Regions from separate parts of the Homo sapiens genome. Here region 1 is linked to region 2. Evidence: read pairs that join two places in POLR2A ChIA-PET (ENCODE). Cell type or tissue: A673. All regions are shown on one strand. Each heading gives the region's core, and the rest is flanking DNA. Links, peaks and the distances in the headings are about the cores only.

Evidence for each region. ChIA-PET counts read pairs that join two places held together with the same protein. Peaks named below come from ENCODE experiments on the same cell type or tissue, not always from the same donor. Only the 100,000 strongest peaks of a DNase experiment are listed, where the experiment ranks them.
Region 1: POLR2A ChIA-PET joins it to region 2 with 8 read pairs; 1 of 35 experiments calls an interaction of 5 or more read pairs at or near these places.

Annotation. Positions count from the first base shown.
Region 1 is chr2:1,838,892-1,850,273 of GRCh38, forward strand. It overlaps MYT1L (myelin transcription factor 1 like), which reads right to left. Exons shown (of 25, transcript NM_001303052.2): 20 at 1,869-1,952; 21 at 258-479. It overlaps LOC107985838 (a long non-coding RNA gene), which reads left to right and starts at 4,092. Exons shown (of 4, transcript XR_007086191.1): 1 at 4,092-4,181; 2 at 4,368-4,508; 3 at 5,555-5,644. RefSeq lists enhancers at 1-305, 2,907-3,561, 4,216-4,870, 4,871-5,524. In A673, for the core only: no CTCF peak of the experiment used is centred there; no DNase peak of the experiment used is centred there; H3K27ac peaks cover 2,790 bases.
Region 2 is chr2:1,896,210-1,907,591 of GRCh38, forward strand. It overlaps MYT1L (myelin transcription factor 1 like), which reads right to left. Exons shown (of 25, transcript NM_001303052.2): 14 at 6,871-7,085. Among named protein-coding and RNA genes, the nearest start is that of PXDN, 160 kb to the left of the region's middle. In A673, for the core only: CTCF peaks have their summits at 4,729 and 4,931; a DNase peak (open chromatin) is centred at 4,732.

The DNA.
Region 1 (11,382 bases), core at 1,789-9,788, 57 kb before region 2:
GTTTCAAAAACGGAAAACTGCTGTGGTCATCTATAGATGGGGCTGAGGGAGGCTGGGCTCCCTAATGTAAGTTTAAGATGTTTCAACACTGTCCCCAAACCCTTGAATTTTGTTAGGTTGGTACGATAGTTTTCAGCCTTTTCTTTCTAAACACAGGTGACGGGAGAAGCTGGCACCTGCTGCCGTCATAACCAGCCGTGCCAGTCGGCTCTCGGCGGCACCATCCCAGCCAGGGTCCCGCAGACGCGGCCACTCACCTGCGGTGTGTGAGGAAGCTGCCGCTGACGTGGCCTGAGCCGTCGCATCCTGGCGTGGGGCAGGACATGCCTTCCGTCTTGACCGACTTCCAGGAGAACTGGGAGCCATTCAGGTACCCGTCTTTCTGCCTCTTGGCCGCCAAGGGGCACCCGGAGGCGCTGCGATGGGACGCGTACTTCCCAGTGATGTGGCCCTGGCCGTCGCACCCGGGGACCGGACACCTGTAGGCAGGCAGAGGTGACACACTTTATTGTCTGGCCACCGTCGCCTGGTGGCTTCTGTAACAAAGTCAGAATAACCCGGCATGAAGAAGAAAAAAACAACCATGCCCTCCTGGCTGGGCAAAAGGAAAAGAAAAAAGAGAAAGAAAGAAAAGTCACTAAAAGACACCACCTAGTGGAACACTGAACTGTTTCCCCTGCGCAGAAGGCCTGACCCATTGCAGATGGAAGGATTTTCTGGAACAAAGTGTATGTGCCTGGTGGGACTGATGGGTTCAGCACACAAAAGACCACGCAGGCACATGCAGCTACACAAGCGTGTGTTTAAAAGATACCACTTTGGGACAGAACCATGGCTTTTCAGGTGGAAAAAATGCAACGTCAATAAGATGTCGTGGCATTATTTTTAAAGAGGCTGTTTCGTGCTTTTCTCAAGAGCTAGAAGACATTTATTTGTCTGGCCGTATCTTCTGGAGGCCTTAAAATGCCCTTCCAGCTAGAGAAGATCCTAAGCTGCAGAGACGTCTCATGAAGTCTCCTGGAATCGGGCTGACACAGGGACACGGGACAGGTGTGTTCCTGGGAACTTGTGAATGGCAGGACCAAGACACACACCAGGGCAGCAAAGGCGCCTGAAGGAGGCAGGGCCTGGCCTAAGCGCTCCTCATGTGTCCTGAGCAGTGAGTTTGCCTGCATTGTTTTTATTAACAGAAAAGTTTGCATTCCTCAGAATTTGCATTACCTATTTATTTTGACAAATCTTAATTTATTTGAATAATTTATGCTTTAATTCATTTTTATTTTGTTTTAATTAAAACTTTTTTCTGGGGATGTGAAGTGAGGCTTACTGTGTGGGTTTTTGGGGCCCAGGCATGGCTGGCGTGGGATGGGGACAAACACCCCCTTGGGCAGCCCAGCGGTAGTCACAGGCTCCAAGCTCAGTGTCCACTGCAGCCCCAAGCCCTGCCTTAGAGCAAGGCAGGGTATAACTAAACTATTTTTATAAGCCAGAATACCAGTGAAACATCCGCTTGTGATGTTGTATTTAGTACCTTCAGGAGCATTCACCAATCTGCCATTCCCAAGAATTCAGCTGCTTTTCCCACCAAGAGGAGAGGGAAGGCTTGTTTTTGGGGATTTGGGTTACATGGAACCTCAGATTGATGGATATCAGCTTATTGCTGGACAGCCCATGTAACTTTTCAGCCAATCAGCAGATGTGCTTTGGTTTGGGTCTAAGTTATCTGACCTTGCATTTGTGGAAATCTCAAAGAATGGCCACTAAGACCCGCTGTCTCTTTTTCTTGTTGACATATACTTGCTTTGCTTGAATGCCTCGTCCCCACATGGCAGCCCTGCTATGGTTCTCAGCCCCACTGGTGCTCATACCTGATGGGTTCTTGATCTTCTTTATCTTCTTTGCTCTGTGCTATCCTGATACCACTTTTCTTTGCTCTTGGGCAACCTGAAAGGCTAAATAAGAAACACATTTCAGAAAGCACCCCACACCGTTGATTTCAGTGAGCTTTCTTTCTTTTTTTTTTTTTTTTTGAGACAGAGTCTCACTCTGTCACCCAGGCTGAAGTGCAGTGGTGTGATCTCGGCTCACTGCAAGCTCCGCCTCCCGGGTTCACGCCATTCTCCTGCCTCAGCCTCCCAAGTAGCTGGGACTACAGGCGGCCACCACCACGCCTGGCTAATTTTTTTGTATTTTTTAGTAGAGACGGGGTTTCACCGTGTTAGCCAGGATGGTCTCGATCTCCTGACCTCGTGATTTGCCCACCTCGGCCTCTTTTTTTTTTTTTTTTTTTGAGACAGAGTCTTGCTCTGTCGCCCAGGCTGGAGTGCAGTGGTGCGATCTCAGCTCACTGCAAGCTCCACCTCCTGGGTTCACACCATTCTCCTGCCTCAGCCTCCCAAGTAGCTGGGACTATAGGCGCCCGCCACCACGCCCGGCTAATTTTTTGTATTTTTTAGTAGAGACGGGGTTTCATCGTGTTAGCCAGGATGGTCTCGATCTCCTGACCTCGTAATCCGCCCCAGTGAGCTTTCTTAACCGACGAGGCTGTGACTTGATTCTCTCCAAAACCTGTGCTTCTGGGCACAAAGTCAAAATTCAGGAGGAGAGTTCTTTCCCTGTGTCCTCTCCAAGGCTCTAGGCACCGTCAGTCCCCTTTCAAGAAAGTTGGGAGACTGGGGTGGGCTAGGATGCTGTGAACGGGAGAGAAACTGGTCCACCGGGAGGGAGCAGAAGCAGTCGGGAGTCACCAGGAAAGACGCTGGGGGAGGTTTTGTTGACAGAGAGCGCGGGAGCGAGCGCACACGGATGCGTGCATGTCGGGGGTGAACATGGCAGAAAAAAGCAGCCTCCCAGCCCCATTCTTGGGTACTCTGTCTCTCACAGCAGCTTCCCAAGCACTTCCATCTCAGGTTCGTGTCTTGGGAGACAGTGATGGGCTAGTGACTTATTCCAGGCTTCGGGTTGTGCCTGCAGACGGGAGAGTGGGAGCTGGACACGCCTATTTTATTTAATTTTCAACCTCTTGGGTACAGAGGCTTTGGACATGTTTGTAAAGGGAATTTTTTCAGCTGGAACAGAAACATACACACACATACACATCACATAAAATAATACATAAAACAAATGGGATTTTTGGAAAAGAATTGAAGAACCAGAAATTGGGCAATCTCCTGCCATGCTATTGGGTCTTGTGGAAATCGCGGGCCCGGCGCTGGCACACGGGTGGGTCCAGGTGGGAGGCCACTCTTCTCCCTGGCTTTCCTGAGCTCGGGGATAGTTTTCTTGGTCAGTTCTGATTCTTGGAAACACGCAGATTCCCAGGAGGAAGTGCTCACTCCCCTAAAGGGAGGCTCCATCCTGCCTCCCAGGCCTTGGCCATCCTCCTCCCTGTTCAGGTGGGGGCAGCACCTCAGCACAGGCGGGTGTGGGAAGGTTCGGGAAGGTTCGGGTTTCGTGTCTGGGCAGAAAGGAGGTTGTCAGGGCCCCACAGCGCCTTCACTCCCAGGCCCCTGCTGCCCCACCTCCTGGAGCCAGCGGGGAATCCTCCTGCTCCTTCCCCTGTCTCGCTCTTCACAGGAAGAGGAAAGAGGCGGCGAGGCGAGGGCACCTGAGCTCGCTGCCTGCTGGGGCCTTTCTTCTCCCCGCCCTCTTAAAGGAGGGAATCTGGAAAGAGGGGCCCGCCTGTGCTTCCCCCGACCTTTCCTTCCTCCCTTGGCCTCCTCCGCCCCCGCCCCACCCTCTGGCTCCTGACCTGCCTGCAGGTCGCTGGGGCTCTGAGGCCGGCGTGGGTTGACCTCACGTCCACCCCTGCACCCCACTGACCGCTGCACAACTGCGCGGATGCCCCAAAATTAGACTCATCGTCCACGTCACCAACCCAAAGCCCCAGTCCAGCAGACCGGGTGCGTCCTTGCTGAGTTTTGCTTCCCTCAGGTTCCGTTGATGTCACACCCAAGGCCTCTCCTCGTCTGTCCAGCTTCCGCTTCCAGGCGCTTCCGCTTCCAGGCGCTTCCGCTTCCAGGCGCTTCCGCTTCCAGGCGCTTCCGCTTCCAGGCGCTTCCGCTTCCAGGCGCGCGGTGCTAGTACCGGCCCCCGGGCTGGGAACACCTCCAGGCCAGCGCTTTAGCATCATCCGAGGCTCTCCGCTTCCTCAGGGGGACCCGAGTTCTTCCACGCGACTCGTAGGCCCCGCCATCCTCGCTGGGCTCTCCCTGCAACCCTTGCCGCCATCCTTCGGGCTGGCCGATGTCCCTGCCTTGTCTGTGGCTCGTTCCCAGCTGCGTGGCCTCTGCATCCTGCAAGAAGCCTGGGCCTGGCTGTCCTCACAGTGCGGCCGCTGCAGGCTCACACGGTTCTCTCCTCTACAGGCTCCTCTGAGAGGCGATGCCTGGGAGTGTAAACCATGCGAGTGTTCCTCTGCGGTTCCCCAATTCCTAGCCCGACGCCTTGCACAGAGCGGGTCATTCAATGCATGAATGAAGAAAAGAGGAACCAAGGGGGGAATTACGGTATCCTACCCAGGGAGAGTTACTACGGTATCCTACCCAGGGAGAATTACTATGATGTCCTACCCAGGGAGAATTACGGTGTCCTTCCTAGGGAGAATTACGATATCCTACCCAGGGAGAATTAAAGTGTCTTACCCAGGGAGAATTACGGAGTCCTACCCAGGGAGAGTTACTGCGGTATCCTACCCAGGGAGAATTACTATGGTGTCCTTCCTAGGGAGAATTACGGTATCCTACCCAGGGAGAATTAAAGTGTCTTACCCAGGGAGAATTACGGAGTCCTACCCAGGATCCCATCTCCCCAGATGTAGGATTGCTGTGGGGGAAGCCGAGCCCCTGACTCCACCACAGAGGCCGAGCTCCTGTAGGCCCTGCCCCCTGCCCTGTCCCTGAGTCACTCCCTGTGGACTTGGGAGCCAGGGACAGCTCTGGGCCACCATGGAGGCCTGGGCTGGGGGCAAAACTAAACCAAACAGAACAAATCTGCAACAAGATTTGGCTCCGACAATGCGGTGGCCTCCAGGAAGCCTTGGCCTTGGCACAGGGCTGCTCTAGACTCCTAGAATGCCTGCTCTGGGGCTCAGGAGCTCTCATCTGAAAGCCATGTCTGTTGGTGAGAAGAGGCCCTGTGGTCTCTTCTGGGGCACTAGCCCAGGGCACCTGTGAGAAGCCTGTGCTTGGAGGGGTGTGGTCTTTACCTGCCCCCACTCACTTGGTGGGCAGCTCGGCACCTGTGCCCCACGGGGTCCTCTCTTCCACACGCCGTAGCCCAGGGCCTCTGTTCCATCCCTAGCACAGCAGGACCTAGCTTCCCCTTCAGCACTGAACACCCCCAGGAGTCCAGGGCCCCCCGCAGCACCCTGTTCTCACTGTAGCATCTTAATGCATGGCTGGAACCTTTATACTGCTTACTTCTTGCTACTTTTCATGCTTGATGAAAACAAGGGAACGTTTCCCTACCCACCAACTAAGCACTAGAACTCTAGGAGCAATGGAATTAGAACTTGTTCAGTATTTAAAACTTCCCTTTTTGGCTTATAACATAGGATGGAAAGCCAGTACTTGCTATGGACCCCAGAGTGGAGATTCTCTACAGAATGACTATTTGTGAGAAGGATCTGAGCGGCCACTTCCAGGTATTGCGCCAAGGGAGAGAAGGAAGAGGCGATGCTATGTATAGGCTGTGCAGACCTGGCCCGAGTGTCTGTGCTTCGGCTTCCTTGTCTGTATTTTGGGGCAGAAATACCTGCATCATCGGCTGTGAAAACTGGAAGTGATAACATGATACATACAATGCTGGGCACAGAGAAGGAGCTCTGTGATTTTAGATCCTGACTTTCACCTTTATCTGCACTTGTGATCCCTTCTTTAGGGCCCAGATTTGAACCTAACAAAAAGTCGCTCCCCCTCGTCTTCTCCTTCCAAATTTTAGAAACATAGGGGTTCATTTGCAGGCCCTTCCCGAGCCCTGGAGGGAGGGGAGCAATCCCTCCTTTCCTGGGCATTGGAGCTACAGCTCCATGCTCTGCTCAGGGCTCACATCCACAGTTCATTTCTTAGGATTTGGATCCATCTTCCTTTTTTTTTTTTTTTTTGAGACAGAGTCTCTCGCTCTGCTGCCCAGGCTGGAGTGCAGGGGCATGACCTTGGCTCGCTGAAGCCTCCGCCTCCCAGATTCAAACGATTCTCCTGCCTCGGCCTCCTGAGTAGCTGGGATTACAGACTTGCACTACTACACCTGGATAATTTTTGTATTTTTAGTAGAGATGACGTTTCATCATGTTAGCTGATCTCGAACTCCTGGCCTCAAGCGATCTGCCTGCCTCAGACTTCCACAGTGCTGGGATTACAGGCGTGAGCTACCACCGCACCCAGCCACCATCTTCCATTTTTAAAAGTGTCGTTTTCTTTTCGTGAATGAGTTGGAACAGCTCATCTGCTGGTGACTCTGGAAGCTGTTTTTCTCCTCTCACCTTCCTCCTTTGCTCACCTGAATATATCATAAGAATCCCAAAGTTAATGTGTTTAGACAGAATCTAAGGCCCACTCCTCCTGGTGGGCTTCTTTATACCGGATGATGATGTCCCCCGGCTGCTTGCTGCATCCCAGGCCCTCCCTCTTTAGCGCCTGCCTTCTTCCCCAGGGGCCCCTCCCACTCCTGGCCCTGCTGGTCACGGCCCCATTGCTGCTCTCCTCACCTGCACCAGCTCTTCTCTCGGCTGCCACTGTCACCATCCAAGTGCGCTTTTGACACCTGCCGTCTCTCAGCAGCCCGCTGTCTAGGCTAAAAGCTAAGCCTGCACTTGGGTGAATACCCGTTTTCCAGCAAATAAAATTTTACCCCCTTATACTGAATTCAACGGGACTCCTAAAGCAAGTTCCGTTTGTAGCTGCTCCCATAGGCTTAGACCTGAAACTGTTGCCAAACTGAATTATTCACTGTCAAATGTGCATTGATGTTGGTGTTATAAGACGTTCTGTAATACTGGTCCTTTGCTTGGAATATCCTTCTCTGCATGACCTCCTAGAGACCCTCACCATCCCTCATGCAGTGGCTCAGCGTCGCCTCCTCTCTCCTGGGCTCCAACCCACCCTGCCTTGTCAGAATTCAGACATGACTTACTCATTATCTTTAGGCTTTGATAAGTACATACATATTTGAAAAGTATCTTTCAGGTCAGATTCCCACCCTAGTGCCATCCCGACCTGGAGGCCTCAAGGCCACTGCCCTGAGGTGCGCCCTCCTGGAACCCATCTCAGTTTCCCTTAATTGTGCAGGAATGCGTGAGAGTGCGCCAGGCTGGTTAGCTTTTATGTCTTTCCTCATAATTACCTGTACCTCGAGGCTAGGAACACCTTAGTTATCACTGTTCCTTAGCCTCGGGGACAGACTACGTACTCAAATAGGTATTTACTAATTTACTAGGTTTCTGGAATTCCACGCTGGCATTTGGGATTATGTTTAAATGATTAATAATTTCCTAGACAGAAACTGTTTTCCACAATTCACAGGGGCTTGTCATATGTCCACATCTTTATCTGGAACTTTGTAAACGATGGAAACGCTGTAAGGGAGAGCTCTGTGTTCTCTGGGGGAGGGAAAGGCTGGGGGTGAGCACACGGACAGAGCATACGGACAGCTCCAGCGAGAAAGGGCCAACAACAGGTGAGTGCAGGATTATGAGAAACTGGAGGATTTGGGATCCCGGGAGACATGTGGTCAAGGGCAGTGTACCTCGTGGCCCCCAGGCCAAAGTGGTGCTAGGGTGGGTGTCCGGCCCGGAGCCCAGGGGCAGAGCACAGACCTCACTGACCCTCTGGCGAAACAGCTCTATGCCCCGCATGAGAATGGATCCTGTGACCCTCCGGACCCTCTGACTAAACAGCTTTGCACCCTGTGTGAGGGCAGATACTGACAGGGTTGGACAAGCACCACCTTACAAGGTTCCCAAGGCCCCCTGGTGAGGAGCCACCTCTCCGGATTTTGGCAGCGGGACCTGAGACTCTCCAAGGCAGACTTGCTCCTGGCTCTTCTGCATGACATCAAGCCTGTTTCTTCACTGTCTTCTTCAGGACCTGGTGATGTCTCCATTTCACAGCAGGTAAGGCCTTTGGGATCCCTGTTGAAAGTCCCCACAGCACACTGGAGTGGCATAGGTAGACACTGTCTGGCCGTTTGACTGCCATGCTGGAGGCTTCGATTTTGCGCATTATTGTAAAAGAGCAGAGTGGAAGTGCTCCAGGTGAGCACAGGCGCTGACAAGACGGGCAGCTGAGCATCTCTGTGCCCGCGCATCTTCATTTGCAGTCAGGATACCAATAATCTCATAGGATGGTGAGATTATAGATGTAAAATACTCACTGTAATTTCTGGTACATAGCAGGTGCCCAGTGAATGTTCTTTTGTGATTAGAGGCCATTCGGGAACCGTAGAGGCCACAGGGTGTTCTAGTGGGAGTCGGATTCCTGGAGCATCATCATTTGTGGAAAATGTGGACTTGACTTCTGCATTGGAACAACTCCAGGGCCCTTGGAGCTCTTGCTGCTTGCCTGATCCTATGAAAAACGCATGTGGGACGGCTGCGCAGAGAGAATGAGGAGCACCCCTGGGCAGGCCTGTCTGGCGGGACCTGGAGACTACAGGTGAAGGAGAAGGCCTGGGGGTCGGAGAAAAGAGCAAAGGGAGACTACAGGTGAAGAAGTGGGCCTGGGGGGTCGGAAAAAAGAGCAAAGGGGTCTGGAAAACAGGATTTTGAGGACACACTTAAGAAACAGTCTGTTAGTTTGAAAACAAGAGTATAAAGAGGAGCCCCATGGATGACTGTGAATGACATGGAAGCCTTTGTAGGCATTTGGTCAACAGGGCCTCTGTTCACTGAGGACGGAGAGTCGGCAAAGCAGCGGATAGAGGATTGTTTGATAGAACATCACAGCCAATAAACATTTGTTGAAATGGACTTAGGGACGTTTTAGATGCTATGTGGAGGCCAGAAAACACCACCGCTAAGAGGCAGGTACAACCCCACCTTCTCTAGGTGGTTTAGGCACACCTACTTCCTCCAGGGCCATCCTAGGCTCATGGGGCTGCCAGGAGGTGGGACTCGGAGTCAGACGACATGGGCTCCAGTTGCAGCTCTGCTACTGAATCTCCTGGCCCCTCAGTTTCCTCAAATTCAAAAGTTAATGAAATCGCTAATTCTCAGCGCATCTGTGGAGATGGTGGAGGACAGCTCCTCACCCAGTTTCCCAGAATGGGCCCAGGAGAAGGCTGGGGCTTGGCCTCAGTTTTCTCTCAGATGGGAGCTGGGAATGCTCTGCAACTGCAGACAGAATTGGAGTGTGTGCCTTTGTCCTGGGAGCAGGAGGGAGAATTCTACAGACACCACGGAAGCGCGAGGCATTTGTCCTGGGAGCAGGAGGAAGAATTCCAGACACCACGGAAGCGCGAGGCGTTTGTCCTGGGAGCAGGAGGGAGAATTCCAGACACCACAGGTGCGCGAGGCGGATCTGTGCTCTGAACAGGTTCAGGATCATTGTTTGGTGACTTCCCCTCTCACAACAGCCCACAGTACAGGAGGAGGATGCCTTGAACCCACACAACTACCTTGAATTGTGGCATAACTGAGGGAAAAAGAAGGCCAGTGAATCATCGTCTAAGTGGCGTTTGCCTATAGGTAACATTATCTTCCTGTTCCTGGGAAACAGACAATAGAAGATTAACATGAAAAGAAGTTCCTCCTACTTGCATTTCTGGCCACCAAGAGCCAACAGACCTTTAAGAGTTTCCTTGTTTGCTTGTTGGCTTCTGTCTGTCTGCAGCAGCTCATTTACACAGAACTGCACTTGTTTTGCTGGGGCCTCCATCTTCCTTTAGCGGGGGCTTTATGTAAGGACTGTCACGTGGAGGCAACACTTCTGCTGAGCAACGTGCCCAGCCCCGCTTAGATGTCTATACTAGGGAAGCTGTTACTAGAACAAGTAACGTCACAAGGTGCTCCACCTTCAGTACGCTAAAACCCCGAGAGGGCTCTGTCTAGGTCTCAGATTTGTCAAACACAAATCACACTTACTTTCCAACTCCATTGACTTAACCCTGGGATCATTTACTCCAGGCATAGATGGTAGCTTAAATTTGAGCTTAGATTTTAATCATGGGTTTGTGCTATATTAAGACTTAACAGTCTAAGATATATGTAAAATGAATAAAATGTTTAACCCACATGAGGACTAAATTTACATGATGCCAACTCCCACCAAAAAAAAAAAAAAATCAGAAAAACAGACATTTGGACACAAAGTGACCAGGAAGTGTTCACCTTACGGGGTGCTGACATTACGCCATGCCGGAAGCTCTGGCCACGTGAGAGGACCAAGACATCGCTTTTCTAAGATGAAATAAACACCAGCATGGAATGTTCTTGTCTTTGTATATTTAATTGGAGTTTTACAAATTTTTTTTTAATCTAAACCAGTGATTTAATTCTGGCAATCTTGTTGGACGGCGCGACTCACTCGTGTTCTACCAAATGTGGTGGCTGTTTCTGTGCTGCCTGGTGAAGCCACATCAATGTCATAAGCCCTCTGCTGCCCTGGGTCTGTGGCAGTGGTCCCCCCAGGGGACACTCAGCAGTGACTGCAGGCATCTTTGGTTGTCACGAAGGGGTGGATGCTCCTGGCATCTGGTGGGTGAGGCCCAGGGGTGCCGCACAGGTCCCACGGTGCGGAGGACGGCCCCCACGGCAAACAGCCATCTGCCCCCACTTGCCAGCACTGCAGAGGCTGAGGAATCTGGGTGAAGAGCTTGCAACGTTGGCACGGAGTCTGGAGAATCCTCCCACAAGTTGCATGCTTCATTTTTCTTTGGTGGCATTCACAATGTGTGCTTTTCATAGACACGTGCTGTTTAAACATAGCTCTCAAATGGCTGGGATGTGAGCACAGGAGCGAGTTACCTTCAGTGAGATTTTAATGACAAAACAATCATCCTGTGAGTTCTGTTTCTAATCCAAAACGCCAGCCAGTCAGGTGAGGGTCCCCCACTCTGACTGTTGGGATCTGGTCACTCAGGGACAGATAGCAGGTTTCACTCAGCTACTCTGTACAGACAACCGTGCTCTAGGGGGCGGGGTGGTGAGGGGGGGGCCATTATCCACTGCTGACAGTGTCTTTAACTCTCCTAGCTTCCTTTATCTCCCTCTCTCCTTCCCTTCCCTCGCTCCCTTCCCTCCTGCCCCTCCCTCCTTCCCTTTCCTTCCCCTTCCCTTCCCTTCCCCTCCCCCTCCCCCTTCCTTCCTTCCTTCCTTCCTTCCTTCCTTCCTTCCTTCCTTCCTTCCTTCCTTCCTTCCTTCCTTCCCTGTCTTTTCTCTCTTTCTTT
Region 2 (11,382 bases), core at 1,484-9,483:
GAAAAGAGAACACTTATACATTCTTGGTGGAAATGCAAATTAGTTCAGCTACTGGACAGTAGTTTGAAGTTTTCCCAAAGCACTTAAAACAGAGCTACCATTAGACCCAGCAGTCCTGTTACTGAGATTTACCCAAATGAAAATAGATCGTTGTACCAGAAAGACACATGCACTCGTATGCTCATCACCATGCTCTTCACAATAGCAGAGGCACAGAATCAACCTAGGCGCCCATCAGTGGTGGATTAGATAAAGAAAATGCGGTACATAGACACTCTGTGATACTATGCAGCCATAAAAACAATAAAGTCTAAAGTCATGTCATTTGCAGTAACATGGATGGTGCTGGAGGCCACAAACCTAAATGAATTAATGCAGGGACAGAAAACTTTGTACCACATGTTCTTACTTGTAAGTGGGAGCTAAACATAGAGCACACAGGGACATAAACATGGGAACAATCGACACTGTGGACACTAGAGAGGGGAGTGGGTTGGAGAAATACCTCTTGGGTACTGTGTTCACTACCTGGGTGCAATATGCCCGTGTAATGAACATGCACAGGTACCCTCTGTATCTAAAATAAAAGTTGAAACAAAAAAGAAAAATGCTACCTCTATGTGACAACATTTTACTTGAAAGAATTTTTAACTAAAACGACTCTCTGCATTTCTTCCTCTCATCTTACTTGAATCACCTTAAATTATCCTGAAGTTATAAAATGTAGATGTGACGATGCATTGACTTTCCCAGATATTTAATTCATAAGATGCTACAACTAGATGACGCCAAGTGGATGGTACCGAATTTTAGTCGGTGACTGAACTGTCAAGAGTCTTTTGATGTGCCTATCAACTCACTGCACTCAAATGGGCAACTAAGACAGTATCTACTTTCACATGCATCCTTTACTGAATATAAAAATGTCATTTAAAAGTTTTAATTAAAACAAAAATAAAAATAAGAGGGCCTACAGTTAAAATTGCTCAGGAAAGGAAGGTCATTGGTCCTAATAATTATCCCTATTTGTAAAATGTCAGCACAGCCCTTCATGCCAGTATCTTTTGGACCACAATCAGCATTGCTCGGCTCAGTGCCCTGACAGCAGGGGGCGCTGCAGAGCAGGGGCTTCAAATTGAGGGTGCTCTGTTCCCCCTCTTCCAGCACAGAGGATGCTTGGTCTGATGAGAGCAGTTTCACAATGACAGAATGCACTTTCTTTTTCTTTTCGCAAACAAAACTTTTTTTTTTTTTGTTTGTTTGTTTGTTTTGAGATGGAGTCTCACTCTGTCACCCAGGCTGGAGTGCAGTGGCATGATCTCAACTCATTGCAATCTCTGCCTCTCAGGCTCACGTGATTCTCTTGCCTCAGCCTCCTAAGTAGCTGGGATTACAGGCGCCCACGACCATGCCCGGCTAATTTTTGTATTTTTAGTAGAGACAGGGTTTCACCATGTTGGCCAGGCTGATCTCAAACTCCTGACTTCAGGTGATCTGCCTGCCTTGGCCTCCCAAAGTCCTGGGATTACAGGCATAAGCCACCACGCCGGCCCAGAGCTATTTTTTGATCAAATTTTTTTTCAGTCCATCAGCAGACAAGAATGTGTTAATGTTCTTCCAGGCGCCCAGAACATCACTGTATGTTACGAGCAATGCAGCAGCTTTAACTCTAGATGCCAGAGCTGCCTTCAAACAGGAGCAGCCGCTGGATCTTAAACCATCCTAAAAATACCTCTTCAACTATTCCATTTCCTCTACTGCAGGAAAAAAGGAAAAGCACACAGGATTTGTGTGATTAAATACAGCTGTTGATGTAATAATAATAAACAAAACAAAAAAATACAAAACCTTCCAGGTAGGACCTTTTCATTCACCTACTCTGCTTGTGAAATTCTTACTAAATGTACATGCCTTGTTCTAGAAATGCCTATTGCCTTATGTATTCACCTTTTCTTGCAGAGAATAGATAAACATGTCTCCACAATATGAATTTCCATGAAAACCAGACAAATGCAATCACAAGATGTCCATCATGGAGATGTCTCCACTAGCTGGGACCCAGTGATCTTTAGACCTAACTTGATTCAGGTCCTAATCTGTGGCACTGAGTCTCATAGTCTTTACACACGTCCAACTAGTGTTTCAAGTAAGTTGAAATACGGACGTCTAATCTTACATGGGAAAGAATGGAGCTTTCTAGCCTGTGGGATGACATCTCCAAGGCACACGGTCTACTTGCTAGAGTTGAGCTGATGTCCAAAGGGCGTCGAGGTCCAGGTTTCAGGCTCTCTTTTCCTCAGTGTCCTTGGCACAGCTACTGCCTGCCTGGCCTGCCCTGGCCCTAGAGGGTGGAGCGAATCTGCAGACCCGGCCTGTGACCTAGCAGGAGCTTGCGGCCCGTGGGAAGACAGGCCGTCTTGGCAGGTGGTACCCAAGAGGTGACACAGCCATGCTGCAGGGCAGAGTGTGGCACCGAGCTCCATGGACGCAGGCAGCTGGAGAGTGGTAGGAAGGGCCGCGGACTGCCTGCAGGAGGAGAAAACTTCACCAGGGAGCGGCCTCTGCTCAGGTAGAGAGGCCATGGGGAAGTCGGGCAGGTGGAGGGAAGAAGGGAGCTCTGCAGGCGGGCGTGGTGGGGCTGGAGACAGAGGGCCAGGGAGGTGCACTCCAGAGGAGTCATGAAGGAGAGAATGAGCTGAGTCTGCAGCTGCCCAGGCAGTCAGGGGAGTTGTCTGTGTGGCCAGGAGGGCAGGGAGCAAAGAAGAGGAAGTGCCAAGATGATAGGAAGGTCTGAGCGCTGGAGAATTTGGAAGCTGGGAATAATCAAAAGGAGAACATGGGCAGAGCCCATTTGGGGGCTGGTAACCTGACAGGATTAGGCCCCCAAGGGTGGGGTGTGTTGCCTGGAGACACAGCAAAGGTGGAGATATAATAGGCCAGGGGTTGGCAACTTTTTCTGGAGAGGATTTTGTAGCAAATGTTTCGGCTTTGGGAACTGCGCGATTGTTTTTGTGGCCACTTGGCTCTGCCCTGCACTGTGGGAGCAACCGCAGCCTGCCCGCCAAGCCCTGAGGGCAGCCAGGTGCCAACGGCACCCTATGCATGGCATGGAAACAGAATTTCACACAGCTTTTATAGATCAGAAAATATTATTTGTCAATTGTGCTTTTCTGCAATTCTTTAAAAATGTCAAAGCCATTCTTAGCTCACCATGCAAAACAGGGTGGGTGGGCTGTGGCTTGGAGTTCCCGGGAGAGGGCAGGGCCCAGACACCCAAGTGGATGCTCAGTCCTCCTCCCCTCAGCCCCTCTGTCAGCCTGCGTGGATTTCTATTTCCTATAGACAACGTGAAGCCCCTTCCTCAGCAGCCCCCGCAGCTTTCCCTGTTCTTCCTTCTCACGGGTCTCCGTCCTGGCCTCCAGACCACTGGCTGTGCTCACCATCCTGTGTGTTTCCCTACTTTTGCATGATTTCTGCTCAAACTCTACGATCTTACCTAAAGTTTGCCACTTTGGTAAAGCACACGCTAATCCTGCAGGCAGAGGGACTCCTCACTTCACTGGGCAGCAGTGTGTGTTTCACTATCTTGTGTATCCTGAGGGAAGGCATGATAGACTGACAGATGGATAGGCAGACACACAGACAGACACATAGACAGACACAGATTGACAGATGGACAGCAAGCACTGGTGTGCTGTGTCTGGAAGGATGCAGCTGGTGAAGTGAAGATTTTGTGAGTGGTTTGATCACAGCTGGTGTGATTTAAGAGATGATTCTCCAAGGCTGTAGGGAAGGTCCTATGTTTTATTTCATTCTGTATCTCCATGGCCCTGACCTTTGGTTGCTAAGATCTGTACTTTTCTCCCTTACGACAGGCCCATTTCTCTGCCTCTTTTTAGGAACAATGACTCAATTCTTTGTGCACCTGAAGCAAGTGTTGGCAAAGATACATTGAAGAGTAACTGTAGACAGCAGTCACTCTGCAGTCAGAATCTCCTACCTGGTCCCCAGGAGTGGGGCCAGATCTCCTTGGATTACACCCCATCAACAACCTACCAGCCAGTCTTGTCCTAGTGGGCACTTTCCAGGAGGCTTTTTTTTTTTCTTGAAGATGGAGTCTCGCTCTGTTGCCCAGGCTGGAGTGCAGTGGCATGATCTCCACTTACTGCAAGCTCCGCCTCCCGGGTTCATGCCATTCTCCTGCCTCAGCCTCCTGAGCAGCTGGGACTACAGGCACCCGCCACCACGCCTGGCTAATTTTTTGTATTTTTAGTAGAGACGGGGTTTCACCGTGTTAGCCAGGATGGTCTTGATCTCCTGACCTCGTGATCCGCCCACCTCGGCCTCCCAAAGTGCTGGGATTACAGGCGTGAGCCCCCTCGCCCGGCCAGGAGGCTTTTAAAATCTGTCAGATGAGTCTAGTGAAATGGAAGCAGAGTGTCACTAAAAGCCCAGACTTCACGCCCACACAATACATCCGTGTAACACTTGCGCCTCTAAAATTTGTACACAAATAAGTGGAGGGCCGGCTCATTTTCTCACTGCACTGTGGCGAGAGGCTGCATTTCCTTTGCTCTGTTTTCCTGAAGCCCTAACATTCAGCTTTCAGCCTGTCTGCTCAATAGATGCTTGTTTCTAGGGGGTCGGCTGCAAAGCATGGCTCAGCTTTAGTGTCCACAGGAGGGCCTCTGCCGGGAATGCGATGATCAATGCCAGTAACTAACATGTGATGGCGCCACAGAGTGCGTCCTCACACCCATCCTGTCTCGGCTGATCTTCACTGCAGCCTCGCAAGGTCAGCAGAGGACACTCTTGCTTCCTCTCTGCTCCAGAAGAAACCCATGGCACTAGGCTAACTTGTCCAGTAGCATCCGGCTCCTAAGAATGACACCGAAAATCTGCTCAGTGGATTTGACTTCGGGTGCCCTAAAGGCACCGTGACCTGGAGACGGCTCTGCTGGTCATGACTTCACCCAGAAGCCCCCTTTCCTTCTCAGGCTGGAGTCTGACCTTAACAATGAAGCTGAAGAAAGAAATCAGCCCACACGGAACAAGAACAACAAAAAAACAGGTGCGTAAACATGAACATCTAGTGAAAGAATGGATCAAATCCCGGTAGAACGTCAATGAATTGGAAATCATATAAGCAGCCTTCAATTAGGAGAACTTAATTTCTTTTGATCCTTCACTTGTAGATGAACAAATGAGATGACAAGAAACCTGAAATTATTACAAAACAAACAACAAAACAAACCAACAGAACTATTTCTGTTATACGCTACAGTCACTCCTTTTATCCATTTATGTCTGTTTCTGACCAATATATGATACCTCCAAGAAATACTAAATTTCATTCACTATACAAATAAATTATTATTAAGGCAAGAAATACCATAGCTTAGAAAGATGTGCAGCAATTCCTGTAGAATAATAAAAATGGTTTCTGAAGTCCCCAAGCATTCAGTTTAAATATTGTGTGTGTATGTGTACTGTGATTTTAACTAAGTACCTTTTTCTTTGTTTTTGATACAGAGTCTTGCTCTGTCCACCAGGCTGGAGAGCAGCAGCACAATATGAGCAGCTGGGATTATAGGCATGAGCCACCATGCCCGGCTAATTTTTGTATTTTTAGTAGAAACAGGGTTTTGCCATGTTGGCCAGGCTGGTCTTGAACTCTTGACACCAAGTGATCCGCCTGCCTCAGCCTCCCAAAGTGCTGGGATTACAGGCATGAACCACTGCAGCCAGCCCCAAGTATCTTTTTCAAAGAAAAGCTTGATGACCTTTTTTAAAAAACTATTTCCTTCCCCTGTGCTAGAGAGCATCATGATAAGACTTCTAAATCATCAGAACATTTACACCCCAAGTCCCAATTGGTAAAACTTGGCAATTACGTCTATACAGCCTAGAATTTAAAGCAGACACATGGTTAGATAAATAAATAAAATTAAATAAATACAGTCTTCCCCTCTAATGAAAAGCTACTTACCAACTAGCTTTGTAGTGAAATGGTAACTAGTTCATACTCTAGGTAGTGGTTCAAATAAGCATTGGTCAAAATAAACTACCCCTTTCCCATGAAGCCCGTGGCACTGTGTTTGTTGCATGAGCTCTATTTTGTTGGTGCCACAGCTGCCACAAGCCAGCAGGGGACGAAGCTACGGCTCTGCCGGCAGCACCCCAGGCTGGGCCTTGTTTTGCCCCATCGTCCCCAGTCACAGGGGGACTCCGGTGCCGGTCTTCTGTGAAGAGGCGACAAGGAGGCCACCAGCTCTGGCTACCCGGCAATCACTGGCGAACTTCTCAAGGGTGCCGTAGTGTCGTGCAGGGAGCACCCCAGGGATTCTGATTTTATTGGTCATGAGGGCAGGTTGGGCATGAGAATTAAGAAAAAAAATCTCCCCAGATGGTTCTCATGTGCGTGCAAGGCTGAGAACACCAAGGAGATGGGTGCAGAGCTCCTCAAAGCTCCCGGGAGCCCAGGGCTGCCTGCTCTCCCCTGCACTGTCTGTCTCAGAGGCATTTATTTAAAGGAAGCGTATAACATAAGGGCACTGTCTTCCCAGTACCACAAAAGACAATAAGCCAGTCCATAGCTTCTCCCTCTCCACATTCCACGAGCAGCCGAGTGCGCTGTCTCGGAATTATTGAGGGGAAACCATCTCCTTCCTTCCCCTGAAGTTTTGCTCACCTACAGCTGTGTGGACCTGAGGGGCTTTCAGCTCCTGGGCTGTGCTATGAAAGTCCTGTTCTTTTGGTACCCATTGAGTGACCACCACCGCTCAACTAATTTGTAGGACATTGATATACACAACAACAACATCATCAATGGCAACGTGTCTCTCATGTATAAGAGTGTGCACCTCCTACCATCATCATATCCTTTGGGGGATATATCCCTGGTTTGCACCTTGGGAGCTATGGCTCGCTTGCCATAAGTATGGTTGTCGTAACTGTTGTATTCAAACGAGGTCTTGGAATATTTCTCGAGCTCCTTGGCCAGGTTGGAACGCGGCGTAGTTGTGGGGACATTGTTTCTGTAGCCATACTGAGGAATCTCCAGCTGCTTCACAAAGCACATTGGCCTGGAAGTAAACAAGAAAACAAACAACAGCTTGCTTTCCTGTGGCTTTGTACACGACGAGCTTCACATTAAAACTAGAATATCTTACTTTTTTAAATGTGTTAAACAATCAGAACCTTGCACTAAAACTACAACTTTTTTATTTTCTGAATAAAAGACAAAATGTCTTTTAATTATATAGCATCAAATAAACTGCCTAACAGTCAACTTCGGCAATAAAAAAGGACAAGAAATAAAATCTTTAAATATGTCCTTTTTTCCCTCTTTCCTGTAAGAGGTCTGGTGGCTTGGTGATGACATGAGATATGAGGATGGGGACAATTCCAGTCCTGAAATTTCTTTGCAACGGTTACAAAGAGTTGCCGAATTATACACAAAGATGTTGCCTCGATAAAAAATCCCCCTTAAAAAGTAAGATGAGGTAAAGAAATACTCTTAGGGACATAGACTGAGACAGAACCAGATCAAAATGTACCTAACTGGACAATGAGGTAGGCTAGGTGGTAATGTACCTTGTCAAGTACTAGAATATGCATTCAACGTTTTTATCTAGTAGTCATTTCTTAATGTCTTTGGAATAAAATATTTAAAAGGAAGGACACTGGGTCATTGCTCACTCATAGACACCATGTCGTGTGTGTGTGTGTGTGTGTGTGCGCGTGCGCGCGTGTGTGTGTCCACCTCTTCATCGGTCTAGCTCATAAGAGGAGTTTTTAGACTTTATACTTGAAATAACTTTAGACTTGCAGAAAAGTTGTACAGAGGTTTTCTTTACACCCTGACACCAAATTCCACCAATGTGACCATCTTCATAACCGTCAGACAAGAGCAAAACCAGGCGACTAACATTAGTATGGAGTTCTTTCCTAAACCAGAGGCTGTATTTGGATCTGACCAGTTTCTCCACAGATGTCCTTTTTCTGACACAGCCATGCAGGGTCCCACAGTGCACTAAGGGTCCTGCGTTCTGTCCTCCCCCTCGACAGCTCCTCAGTCTCACCGGGCTCAAGGCTTCATGGATTGGACACTGAAGAGCTGGTCAGGTTTTGTAGAATCAGATACAGACACATTCTTTTTTTTGTTGTTGTTGTTGTGATGGAGTCTCGGTCTGGTGGTCTGGGCTGGAGTGCAGTGGCATGATCTCAGCTCACTGCCACCCCCACCTCCTGGGTTCAAGCGATTCTCCTGCCTCAGCCTCCCGAGTAGCTGGGACTACAGGCGTGCACCACCACACCTGGCTAATTTTTTTGCATTTTCAGTGGAGACAGGGTTTCACCATGTTGGCCAGGCTGGTCTCAAACTCCTGACCTCAAGTTATCCACCCACCTTGGCCTCCCAAAGTCCTGGGATTATAGGCTTGAGCCACCACGCCTGGCCATAGATGCACTGTTAATCGTAACATCCTACAGTCTCATCTGCCATCTTTGTATTTTTCTCAAGTGATTCTCCTGCCTCAGCCTCCCAGGCAGCTGGGATTACATCACGAACCACCACGCCTGGCTAATTTTTTTTTTTTTTGAGACAGAGTCTCGCTCTGTCCCCCAGGCTGGAGTGCAGTGGTGCGATCTCGGCTCACTGCAAGCTCTGCCTCCCGGGTTTACACCATTCTCCTGCCTCAGCCTCTCGAGTAGCTGGGACTACAGGCACCTGCCACTGTGCCCAGCTAATTTTTTTTTGTATTTTTAGTAGAGACGGGGTTTCACCATGTTAGCCATGATGGTCTCGATCTCCTGACCTCGTGATCCACCCACCGCCTGGCTAAGTTTTGTATTTTTAGTAGAGACAGGGTTTTGCCAAGTTGGCCAGGCTGGTCTTGAACCCTTGGCATCAAGTGATCCTTTTTCAAAAAAATACTTACAGACCTTTTCACATCAGCATCATTTTACACACTATAAAGCTAACAAAATATTGAATTTTAAAAGCAGAGAGTTTCTTGTTGAATTTTTATCATTCTAAATTATATAAAATGTATTCCAAATAAAGACCCAACCAAGCAGGAAAAAACAAAAGGTGGTGAATTCATGTATTAGTGTTAGGTTCATAGTCAGCTTAGGAAGGACAGTAATTTTTTTTTTTTTTAAGACGGAATTTTGCTCTGTTGCCAGGCTGGAGTGCAATGGCATGGTCTCGGCTCAATGCAACCTCCACCTCCAGGGTTCAAGTGATTCTCCTGCCTTAGCCTCCTGAGTAGCTGGGATTACAGTCTCCCGCCACCATGCCCAGCTAATTTTTCTATTTTTAGTGGAGACAGGGTTTCACCATGTTGGCCAGGCTGGTCTCCAACTCCTGACCTCAGGTGATCCACCCGCCTCGGCCTCTCAAAGTGCTGGGATTACAGGCGCCAGCAACCACACCTGGAGGAAGACAGTAATTTTTGAGTAAGATCCTATTTCTTGATTACTAGTATCAGTAAGATCTGCAAATATTGCCTGTACCTCTAGCACAAATGTGAAATTTTAGCAGATATATGAAATTATAATATCAGCAGGTACAAACGTGTACTGTTTAGGAAGGAAACTCTTTGGCAACTGATGTGCAAACAATATTTTGATTGTTCTCCCTGGGGATGGAAATCTGAGGGGTTTTGATTTGTTCCTTTCCTAACTTATTTTCCACAAGTATTCTTGTGTGTCTGAATAAATATATTTTCTCTTGAGTCCTTGCTCTCTTCCTAAAGGTGATGCACACAGGCACACCAAAATCATCTATACTTGCCTTACAGGTAACAGGTTTAAAACTATTGTCTTGCTTTTTTATGATTATTTTCATGATTATATTTTGCTTTTTTATGATTCACTGAAAAAATATTTAGAAGACACAAAAGCTATTTTTTAAAAAATCGCCTACAGATCTTCTAGAGACAAAAACTTTTAAGGTTTTGGTGTATTTTTTATGATTAACTTAATGCATTTTATATTTACTTTAAATAGTTAGAATCTTACACTTTTACATATTTTATGCTTCCATTTTACATGAGATTTAATTTCCCTTTTTGTTTCTCAGGCTTTAAAAACAGTTCTTAATAGCAGAATGATATTGAAATCAATGAATATTATACTATTTAACTATTTTCCAACTTTTTCATTTTGTTGCTGTTATAAATTCTGACTTAATAGGCATCCATGTAGATAATGTCTTTTTACTCTGATTATTTCATAAATTTATATTGGTTTTGGTGCAGTTACAAAGTTTTGATAACTGAATTTTTTAAGAAAAGAAAGTCAGATTTTAGACTGATAGCCATATCTATACTTTTATAGCAGTATTGGATATATATCCAATTATATATATGTAAATTGGATATTGGTTAAATATCCAATTTATTTACCAAATCACCAATACATGTATTGCGATTTCATTAATTTAGCCGATTTACTTCTTGTCAAATCAATAAAATCATGTAATAATTGACTGTCTATTGTCCTTGAGACATTTTCCCAGATAATATGATGGTACATAAATGAATAAACCTGTAGGCCTTGCTTTAAAAGATGCTGGGGCAGGCTGGGCATGGTGGCTCATGCCTGTAATCCCAACACTTTGAGAGGCTGAGCCAGGAGGATCACTTGAGCCCAGGAGTTTGAGACCCACCAGAGCAATATAGGGAGACCCTGTCTCTCCAAAATAATAATAATAATAATAAATAAATAAAAAATAATAAAAAAAATATTAGCCAGGTGTGGTGGTGCATGCCCATTGTCCCAGCTACTCAGGTGGTTGAGGCGGGAGGATTGCTTGAGCCCAGGACATCAAGGCTACAGTGAGCCATAATTGTGCCACTGTACTCCAGCCTGGGTGACAGAGTGAGACCCTGTCTCTAAAAATTTTTTTTTTAATTAAAAAAAAAAAACAAAAGACCATGGGTGATGTGATCATATTTCAAGGGTCCAAATGCTATGAGAATTCTGGAGAAGAGAGAACACTCCAGGCTATGGAATTCAGTTATGTTTGAATGGAGAAAGGGATGTTTGAAGTAAGTTTTACAGAATGGGTTGATTTTTAAGGTTAAGATCTGTGCGGGGAGTGGGAGGGGGCGGTGTGGTAAGAAAACATTCCAGGAAAAGAAACTCAGCATCCAAAGGTGAGGAGGCAAAAAAGCCAGGAGAACCCTCAGGGAATAGCAAGAGACTGGCAGGCAGCCTGGGACCAGATCAGCCCAAGGGCAATCTGTTTATTCCCCTGGCGGGGAAGGCCAAAGGCTGGGAGAAGCATAATCCCCAAGCCTTAAAAAGATCAGGACCAGATCAGAGGGAGGTAGGAGGGGAGGAGAGGCTTCAGCTAGAGGGCCATACGCCACA